Regions from separate parts of the Homo sapiens genome. Here region 1 is linked to region 2. A link is an interaction called in ENCODE POLR2A ChIA-PET data of the cell type or tissue named here. Cell type or tissue: K562. All regions are shown on one strand. Each heading gives the region's core, and the rest is flanking DNA. Links, peaks and the distances in the headings are about the cores only. Region 1 overlaps CASP10 (caspase 10). Region 2 has its middle 6.9 kb from the start of ALS2.

Evidence for each region. ChIA-PET counts read pairs that join two places held together with the same protein. Peaks named below come from ENCODE experiments on the same cell type or tissue, not always from the same donor. Only the 100,000 strongest peaks of a DNase experiment are listed, where the experiment ranks them.
Region 1: POLR2A ChIA-PET joins it to region 2 with 5 read pairs; 3 of 35 experiments call an interaction of 5 or more read pairs at or near these places.

The regions. Positions count from the first base shown.
Region 1 is chr2:201,198,968-201,204,346 of GRCh38, forward strand. It overlaps CASP10 (caspase 10), which reads left to right. Exons shown (of 10, transcript NM_032977.4): 6 at 4,763-4,799. Among named protein-coding and RNA genes, the nearest start is that of CASP10, 19 kb to the left of the region's middle. In K562, for the core only: no CTCF peak of the experiment used is centred there; no DNase peak of the experiment used is centred there.
Region 2 is chr2:201,785,190-201,790,568 of GRCh38, forward strand. No RefSeq gene overlaps it. Among named protein-coding and RNA genes, the nearest start is that of ALS2, 6.9 kb to the left of the region's middle. In K562, for the core only: no CTCF peak of the experiment used is centred there; a DNase peak (open chromatin) is centred at 2,492.

The DNA of each region.
Region 1 (5,379 bases), core at 125-5,124, 590 kb before region 2:
TATAAAGAATACCTATGTACTGTTTTCCTAGATTTACCTACCTGTTGTTGATGTTTTACCCCATTTGCTTTATTATTTTTGTGCATTTACTCACACTTGCTCTCTTTCTCCCTTTCTCTCCACACACACATAATTTTTTTCTGAACTTTTTGAGAGTAAGTTGCATACATCATGGCCTTTTACTCCTAAATATTTTCGTGTGTATTTCCTAATAATAAGGATATTCTTTTACAGAACTATAACACAATTATCAATGCCAGTAAAGTTATGTTAATATAATACTTTTATCAAATCAATGGTCCATATTCCAATTTTGTCTGTTGAACCCAATAATGTCCTTGACAGTTTTTAAACCATCTAGTACAAAATTCCACATAGGATCCTATATAAATGCAACACAAGGCTGGGTATGTTGGCTCACACCTGTAATCCCAGCACTTTGGGAGGCCGAGGTGGGAGGACCACTTGAGGCCAGGAGTTCAAGGTGAGCCTGGGCAACATAGTGAGACCCTCTCTAAAAGAAAATAATAAAAATTAAAAATACAATATAATACAATACAATATTGTATTTAGTTGTCATGATCCTTTAGTCTCCTTTAATCTTTTTTTTTTTTTTTTTTTTTTTGAAACTGAGTCTCACCCTGTCACCCAGGCTGAAGTACAGTGGCATGATCTCGGCTCACTATAACCTCCACCTCCCAGGTTAAAGCAATTCTTGTGCCTCAGCCTCCCAAGTATCTGAGATTACAGGCATGCACCACCACATTCGGCTAATTTTTGTATTTTTAGTAGAGATGGCATTTCACCATGTTGGCCAGGCTGGTCTCGTACTCCTGACCTAAGTTATCTGCCTGCCCCAGCCTCCCAAAGTGCTGGGATTACAGGCGTGAGCCACCATGCTTGGCATAGTCTCCTTTAATCTTGAACATTTCCACAACTTTTATGACATTTAATTTCCTCTTTTATGCCATTGAGACTTTTGAAGAATGCAGTCACTCCTCCCACCTTTCATTAAATAGAATTTTCCTTATCTTTGGTACATGTGGTATTTCCTCATAATTAGATTCAAGCTGTACGTTCTGGCCAGAATATCACAGAAGTGATGTGTCTTTCTCAGGGCATCCCATCTGGAAATACGTCATGTCCATCTGCCCCCCTATTCGTGATGCTAATTTTGATTATTTGGTCAAGATATTTTCTGATATTATCACTCTGCAGTTAATTTTATATAGTTACTATTTTTTCCCCACGCAATTAATAAGCAAGTGCTGGAGAGACATTTTAAGATTCTGTAAATATCCTGCTGCACATGAAAAGTTTCCCCCTAGATTGAGCGTCTGCTGATGATTCTTGTGTGATCCAGCATTTACTATGTTGGTTGTAAAACAATGCTTTTCTGACTCCAGTATTCTCTCCACATTCGTAAGTTGGCTCTCAGCATTCTACTGTAAAGAAGGACCCTCCTTTCTCCCCAGGAAGGTGTTTTTGTTTTTTTAAATGAAGGAGACCGTGGAAACTCGCCAGATGACCTGTAGCTCCTGGAGCTTGGCAAAGGCTGGGCAAACGCCCACCTGAAGACTATGCAGGCAATCAGGACATGACACAGAGCCGGGAGAGGCCTGCTCTTCGGCTCTGCCCTGAACCTCATTCGGCAGGTGGAGGTATTTAGGCATTTGAGGGAATCTCAGCTTTGGGAGGCCACTTTGTAAGTGATCTTAAGAGATTAAGTACATCCTTAATTAAAAGAAATGGTAACACCTCCGCCTGCTTGCTGTGAGTTTATTCATTTGAATTCCCCATCTCCCCCAATGGGAAATAACACAGAATTGCAATTATTTATAAAATCTTAAATTGGCTTCTTTTCTCTAGGAAAATAGCCCTTGATTCAATTAATTCCAATCCTAGAAAAGCGCCTAGATATCTGATTGAGGTATTGAGGGAGAGAGGCTGCTCCCCTTGATTCTTTTACTATAATCCAATTAAAGCAACATTTATGGGCCAACTCCCTGGCCATGGGCACAGCTTTGTTTAGAGAGTTGCAAATCCATTCCCACCTCCCCGCTCCCCCAGAAGCTCTTTATTATTTTATTTTATTTATTTATTTTTTTGAGATGGAGTCTCGCTCTGTCACCCAGGCTGGAGTGCAATCTCAGCTCAATGCAACCTCAGCCTCCCGGGTTCAAATGATTCTCATGCCTCAGCTTCCCTAGTAGCTGGGATTACAGGCACCCGCCACCATGCCTGGCTAATTTTTTTTGTATTTTTAGTAGATACAGGATTTCACCATGTTGACTTAAGGTGATCCACCCTCCTGAGTCTCCCAAAGTGCTGGGATTACAGGCATGAGCTATTGTGCATGGCCATCCCAGAAGCTCTTTAAAATGTGGTTTTCCAGCACTGACATTTTAGGATTCCCTAATTCTAAGTTAAATTGTCTGCTAAATGTAACTCTTCCCACCCACTTTTTCAACTTGTTTTGTGCTCAGATACTGACATGCATGTAGAAACACACACACACACACACACACGATTCTGCTCGTTGTCTTTGAGAAATTCAGTGGTTTCTAAAGGGGCATGGCTCAGCTGTGGCCTCTGAAGCGCTGTGGTTCCGCTGACGTGGGATGATAACTTGGCCACGGCACATGCAGTAGGGGGATAGTCGTGGCAGTACTAGAAGTGCAAAGGGGACTGGGGCACAGCATCTCACGTGTTTTCACAGACTTTTAAGGTTGGAAGGTGTCTTAAAAGTTATCTGGGCAGCCCTTTCCCTCTCCATCAAATGATGAATAAAATAAAACTTGGTGAAACATCTCATGTTTCTTAAGCACCTGAGGATTTTTTTTTTAAATTTAAAAGAACACTGCCAATAATTGGGCTCAATGAGAAGGAACTCTCATCGAATTTTAAGCAACATCTCCTAATATGTTTAAAAATTAAATTTATTTTTTTCTCAGCCCCCTGCAACTTCAGCCTCCCAGGTTCAAGTGATTTTCCTGCCTCAGCCTCCTGAGTAGCTGGGATTACAGGCACGTGCCACCGCACCCAGCAAATTTTTTGTATTTTTAGTAGAGATGGGGTTTCGCCATGTTGGCCAGGCTGGTCTCGAACTCCTGACCTCAGGTGATCCACCTGCTTCAGCTCCCAAAGTGCTGGGATTACAGGCGTGAGCCACCGTACCCGGCCAAATCGATTTTTTTGAGTGTGGCATAAGGTTTTCTTAAGGAGAGGCATGTCTCTCTATGGAGGAGACCTAACACCTGCTTCTTTATAAGGCCTTATTGGACCCCTCTTGAAAACTATCAAAAGAAGTTGAAAGATGATTCAGTGTGGCCAGGCTGTGGGACATTCACTCATTCATTCATTCATTCCTCTCTGACATAGAGACTTGAGAGGTGTCAACAGAGGATGCAACATTCTCGGGAGAAGAAAGGCAGATTAGACCTTAAAGCTTTTTTCTAGTCCCTGTTCTGGCTGACTTTATCAGCCAAGGGAAGAACAAATCAAGGAAAGCCAGGGCCTGGAGGGGCTGGGCAGAGCCTGCTGCTGTGTCTGCATTGCCCCTAATCCCAGAAGACTCACTCAACTGCTGGACAAAACCAGAAGGCAGTCTGGCCAGGCCCTTGTCTGCCTCTTAGAAGAAATCTAGGATTCTACAGGAAGGGAACAGTGGCTTATGAAAAGAAAGGCAGGAAGCCTTTTGGAAAGTGAAGCTAAGCCTCCTTTGCATTTGTTCCTGCAGAGCTGGGGGAACAGCTCTTCCCCAACACCTTGGTCAGGTCCCCTTGGGGGCTTTCTGCTGAAGGCTGACGGCTGAGAGTCATAGGGGGAAGGGGGTGATGGTGAATGGGGAGGAGGGTACAGAAAAGACAGGGTCTTAGACTTTGTTTTAATTTTGTATTTAATTATATAAAACATTAATGTATGCCCAAGGTAGTGCATCCTTGCCTCTCCTCCCCACCTCGATTGCCATTTTTATTTGTTTTTTGATTTATCTTATTACTTTTGAAAAAAATCCAACGTATATCTTCCCTTTATTACAAAAGAGGTAGTGCACTCAAATACCATTTCATTTTGCTTTCTCCATATGACAGCATCCCCTGGAGAAGGGTATAGAGGCTGTCCTTGGCATCTTACTCCACTATGTGGACATACCACAGCTTTTTCAATCACTTCCTATTGGTGGACATTAGGCTATTTCCAGTCCTTAGTGTAAATAATGCTGCAATGAGTAAGTACCCTTGAGCATATGTCACACTGTATTTTTGCCAGTGCGTCTTTGTGAACCTTCTCCTTTGGATGGAGAGAGTTGGTTCTCTTCCCATTTCCTGCCAATGAACTTTCTTTTTTTTTTTTTTTTGAGACAGAGTCTTGCTCTGTCACCCAGGCTGGAGTGCAGTTGCGCAATCTCGGCCCACTGCAACCTCTGCCTCCCAGGTTCAAGTGATTCTCCTGCCTCAGCCTCCTGAGTAGCTGGGATTACTGGCATGCGCTACCACACCCGGCTAATTTTTTTATTTTTAGTAGAGGTGGGGTTTCACCATGTTAGTCAGGCTGGTCTCGAACTCCTGACCTCAGGTGATCCACCTGCCTTGGCCTCCCAAAGTGCTGGGATTACAGGCATGAGCCACCGCAACCGGCCCAATGACCTTTTCTGTGGCTGTGGATTAGATATCTGTCCTTCCCTGCATCAAGTCTAGTTTTTGTTCCTCATCCTAACTGTGTGAAATTCCTATGTTTCATGCCCTCCTTTCTTTTTTCTCAGCAGGAGTCCTGGCAAAATAAGCATGCAGGTAGTAATGGTAGGTATTTCTAATGTACTTTTTACAACTTAGATCGGTATGGTAGGGATAGACATATTTGATATATACCAAGGAATTCAAGGTGACTTGGAAGAGAAGCTTTATAAATAATGAATAATTCATTTTTTATTCCAATTCAAGGCAAGACATTGAATGCATGGATTGTACTAGGCTTTTCTATGGCAGTATGGAGAGGGCTGGGTGGTTTCTGCTCTGAATGCCTAGTATAGCAGATTCTAGGGACTGCAGGCGGCTGTTCTTCCTCCACCCTTCAGAATTAGGCCACCCTCTGTGCAGCAGAAACAGCCCCCGCAGGGCTGAAGCCTTCAGGCCAGTAGTGACAGCAGAATGTGCAGTCTGGGTGCGTGTCCTCTATGGAGTGGTTCCAGATGTTGCTTCAGAGGGAGAGAAGAAGCAAGAGGAGGGACTTGAGGATGGTGTGTTTAGTTCCCTGAATCCCTGCCCAGAAACCATAACCTTAGGAAAATATTCCAGAATCTGCCATCAGGTTAAACTGCTTATGAACAAACAGGCTTTGGCGAAGTCTTTCTGTGGTATGTAAAGTTTGTCACAGACCATT
Region 2 (5,379 bases), core at 324-5,323:
CTGCACCTGGCCCAGAACATAGGTTATTCTTTAAGTGTAGGGGTGTGTGACAACCTTTTCCTGGTGTGACCTTAGATCCTGTTTGTAATTTGGTATCTTATTGCCACAAAGAGTCTGTTCCATCAGTCTTGTGATCTCTATTTTAACGGCTCGTCACGTGTCTAAGCCACAGAAGGGAGGGGTTATAATGAGGCATGTCTGACTCTGCCATTGCCAGGAACTCAGTTTTTAAGGTTTCTCAGGGGTCCCCTTGGCCAAAAGAGGGTCCATTCAGTTGGGTGGGGGACTCAGGATTTTAATTTTAGTTATCAACAAATAGATAGGTATAACATATATTTTTATCCTAGTATATGCATGTATTAGCTCTGAAAGGATAAAGAGTGGCTACCACTGTGGAGGGGAATCAGGAACAAGAGGGAGAAGAAAATTCACTTTTCCCTCTATGCCATTTTGTGCTGTTTAAATTTTTAATCATATGCTCTTTACTTATTTTTAAAGCTTTTAAACTTTATTTTGGCAGGGTCTTGCTCCATCGCCAAGGCTGAAGTACAGTGGCACAATCTTGGCTCACTGCAGCCTTGACTTCCTAGGGTCAAGTGATCCTCCCACCTCAAGCTCCCAAGTAGCTGGGATTACAGGTGCACACACCTGGCTAATTTTTGTATTTTTAGTAGAGATGGGGTTTCACATGTGGCCCAGGTGGCCCAGGCTGGTCTCGAACTCCTGATCTCAAGCGATCCGCCTGCCTTGGCCTCCCAAAATGGTGGGATTACAGGCGTGAGCCACTGCACCCATCCCTAAACATTTTCCTTAAGGGTCTAGTTCTCAATCGTATCTTCCTTTCACTTTTTTCTTCCTTGACTGCCGGGACACACTCCTTCCAAGAGTCATAGCAGGAGTTTCCCCCCTACTCCTTCAGACCTTTCCTTTACCTTTGCAGACTCCTTTCACCTGCCCCTTAAATTCAGGGACAAAATAAATATTTATTACATACTTATTATGTGTCAGGCATTGTTATAGGCGCTGAAAAGACATAATAATGAATAAAATAGACACGAGTCCCTGATCTCATGGAACAAACACTCTGGTGGTGTGGAAGAGAGTCTCAACACGGAAGTCATCACTTCCTCCCTCCATGCATACAAACATCATTATTGACATCAAGAGATGGATCCTGTGTCCTCTCCCCGCAAATGTAGGCTAGCCTTGAGACTTTCTTTTTTAAGTAATAGAATGTGGCAGTAATGAAGTTCTGAATCAAGGCCTTAAAGAGAACTGGCAGCTTCCATGTTTCTCTCTAAAAAGCCAGCTTCCATGTTTTTCTCTAAAAAGCCAGCTTCCATGGTATACCCCAGATTGATTGACCATATGAAGAGAGAGGTCACATGGATAAACACTGAGGTACCAGACATATGAGTAAAGCCTTCTGGGACCTTCCAGGTCAGCCCAGTCACCATCTGAATGCAGCTGAATGAGTGGCATCAGCCAATGCCAAGTGAAGCAGAAGAACAGCCTAGTCAAACACTTCCTGAATTCCTGACCTAAATTCCTGAGAAATAATAAGTTGTTGCTTTAAGCCACCAAGTTTTGGGGTGGTTGGTTATGCAGCAGTAACTGAAACAAGTGGGAAGAATGGGAGATAATAAATCTAAAATATGGTAATGACCAGGGCTATAAAGAGGCAAAATAGTGCAGTAGCTAAAAGGCCATGCTGGAGCCAGACAGCCTGCATTCACATTTCAACTCCAGCTTTGTGACCTTGGTGCAATTTGTTTAACCTCCCTGTGTCTCAATGTCATCATCCAGAAAACGGATAATAATGTTGCCTACTTTATGGAGTGATATGAGATTTAAATGACCTAATATATATAAAGTGCTATTGTACCTGGTACATAGTAAATGTTATGTATGTTGTTATTACTATTATTATTGAGAACAACAAAGAAAGGTGAGGAACTAGAAGGCAAAGGGTCTAATTTTATATTAACTGGACAGGGAAAGCCTCTCTTTTAAGAAGACATCTGGGCCGGATGTGGTGGCTTACGCCTGTAATCCCAGCATTTTGGGAGGCCAAGGTGGGCGGATCACGAGGTCAGGAGATCGAGACCATCCTGGCTAACACAATGAAACCCCGTCTCTACTAAAAAATACAAAAAATTAGCCGGGCGTGGTGATGGGCCCCTGTAGTCCCAGCTACTCGGGAGGCTGAGGCAGGAGAATGGCGTGAACCCAGGAGGCAGAGCTTGCAGTGAGCTGAGATCGCGCCACTGCACCCCAGCCTGGGCGACAGAGTGAGACTCCGTCTCAAAAAAAAAAAAAAAAAAGAAGAAGACATCTGAACAGAGACCTGTAAAGAAGTGAGGACATAAACCACATGGACATAACTGCAAAGGCAAGGAGGGTGCTGCTGCTAGAGCTGAGAAAAGGGTGGGAAGGTGAGAGATAAGATAAGAGCCAGTAGATAATGATCTGGTAATAGGGCCAGGAAAAGAACTAAGGGTTTATCTGAGTGATACAGGCAACCCTTGGAGGCCTTTTCACAGAGGGTTTTGTAATCTAGCTTCCCTTTTTCAAGGGATGATTGTTCTGCTTTGTGGAGAGTAGAGAACAGAATGTAGGAGTGGAAGATTGGAAGCGGAAAGATCAGTAAGAGGCTAATGTAATAGTTGCAGATAGTTATGATGGCTTAGCCCCAAGCGGCAATTGAGGAAAAGGTAAAAAGCGGTTTGGTTCTGGATGTATTTTGAAGGTAGAGCCTGCCATATTTGCTCATTGATTAGACATGAGCTTTGAAAAAAAGAATTAAGGCCTGAGTTATTGGTAAAGATGAGCTGGCTGGGTGCAGTGGCTTACGCTTGTAATACCAGCACTTTGGGAGGCTGAGGCAGGAGGATCACCAGAGGTCAGGAGTTCGAAACCAGCCTGACCAACATGGTGAAACCCCGTCTCTACTAAAAATGCAAAAATTAGCTGGACGTCATGGCATCTGCCTGTAATCCCAGCTACTAGGGAGACTGAGGCAGAAGAATCGCTTGAACTTGGGAGGTGGAGGTTGCAGTAAGCAACCTTGCACTCAACTCCGTCTCAAAAAAAAAAAATAAGCTGTAATTTACTGAGATAGGGAAGACTGGAAAAAGAGTATATTGGAGGCTATGGGAAGGAAGTATTAGGTTTTCATGTTCAGAAAGTGGCAATATTTTATATGGCTACTAGGCATTGACTGGATAGGAGTCTGGTGTTGAGGAGAATGATCAGGGCTGGAGATATAACACTGGAAGTCATTGATAGAAAAGAGAAGCAGTCTGAAGCCTGAGCCCTGGGACACTCATTCTATTTAGAGATTGTAAGATGGAAAGCATCTAGTCCAAGATCCTGCTGGGTTCTCTGAAGGGAGAAATCATTTGTGTTTGAGAATGATTTGTGTTCGTGAATGAGAACAGAAAGAAGGCCAAAAATAGCTAGCAGAGAAGGGGTGAGAGGGAAGAGTGGCACAAAATGAGGTTACAACGATCATGTAGCGGTTGGTAGGCCAGAGTATGACTTTGTATTTTATCCTAAATCCATCAGAAAGTTTTAAGTGGGGGAATGACCTGACCTGATTTGTATTTTTCAAAGTTCATTCTAGCGTGTGCTTTACAGGTACTTCCATTTCATTAAACAGAATATTAAAAAGATGTTTACTTAAGAGTTAGGAGTTCATAAAATTAATATTATTTGTTTAAGTTCATTCAGACTGAATAGATTATAGGAAATTTAGGAAGGAAGTAACCGCCCAATGGCTTCACCTTTCCTGCTGCCTAGACAGAGCTGATTTATCAAGGAAAATTTATCAGGGAAATTACAATGGAGAAAGAGTAATTCAGGCAGAGCTGGTGTGCGGGAGACCAGAGTTTTATTATTACTCAAATCAGTCTTGGGGGATCGGAGCTTTTAAAGACAAAGTGGCAGGTAGGGGCTTGGGAAGTGGGGAGTGCTGACTGGTAAGATTGGAGATGGAATCATAGGGGGTCGAAGTGGGTTTTCTGGCTGTCTTCTGTTCCTGAGTGGGATGACAGAACTGGTTGAGCCAGATTATGGGTCCGGGTGGTGTCAGCTGATCCATCCAGTGCAGGGTCTGCAAAATATCCCAAGCACTGATCTTAGGTTTTATAATAGTAACATTATCCCCAGGAGCAATTTGGGGAGGTTCAGACTCTTGGAGCCAGAGGCTGCATGACTCCTAAACCTAATTTCTAGTCTTATAACTACCTTGTTAGTCCTGCAAAGGCAAACTGGTCCCCAGGCATGAAGGGGCCCTTTTTCATGAAAGGGTTATTATCAATTTTGTTTCAGAGTCAAACCATGAACTGATTTCCTTCCCAAAGTTAGTTTGGCCTTCACCCAGGAATGAACAAGGACAGCTCAAAGGTTAGAAGCAGGATCGAGTCGGTTAGGTCTGATCACTTTCACTGTCATAATTTCCTCAGTTTTAATTTTTGCAAAGGTGGTTTCAGAAGCAGGGAAACTTAGTAGAAGGTATTGCTTTAGGCCAGATGAGGGATGGTGATGCTTGGACTAGAGAGAGACAGCTGTATGAATAGAGAATTAGATAGATTTGAGTTACTTTCTGGAAGTAGAATTGACATGATTTACTGATGGATTAAATGTGAGATTTTATTTGTATGCTGCCTGGGTTTACTTTTCTGAGTAACTGATTGATGGGAATACCATTTTCTGGGTTTTGTTGTTGTTGTTGTTGTTTTCTTTTTTTTGAGACAGAGTCTCACTCTGTCACCCAGGCTGGAGTACAGTGGCACGATCTTGGCTCACTGCAACCTCTGCCTCCCAGGTTCACACCATTCTCCTGCCTCAGCCTCCCAAGTAGCTGGGACTACAGGCATGTGCCACCATGCCCGGCTAATTTTTTTTTTTGTATTTTTAGTAGAGACAGGGTTTCACCGTGTTAGCCAGGATGGTCTCGATCTCCTGACCTCATGATCCGCCCGCCTCAGCCTCCCAAAGTGCTGGGATTACAGGCATGAGCCACCACGCCCGGCCAAGAATACCATTTTCTGAACTGGAGAAAACTAAGGAGAAGCCATCTCTGCACAGTTCAAGAAATCTGTTTTTGCCATATTATTAAACTTTGGAATACCTTTTAGGCAGTCAAGTAGAAATGTCAAATTGACAGTTGGTGTTGTAAAGAAGTCACGCTGGAGATTTGAGAATTATTCATAGATAGGCGCCGTTCAAAGCCAAGGGACTAGATGAAGTTATCTAGAAGCAAAGTACAGATAAGGCCCAGACTGAACACTGGGTCCACTCAAATTAGGAAGTTGAGCAGGGGAGGAGGAATCAGCAAAGATGGTTGCAGAGGAGTCCCCAGAGAGGCAGGAGGAA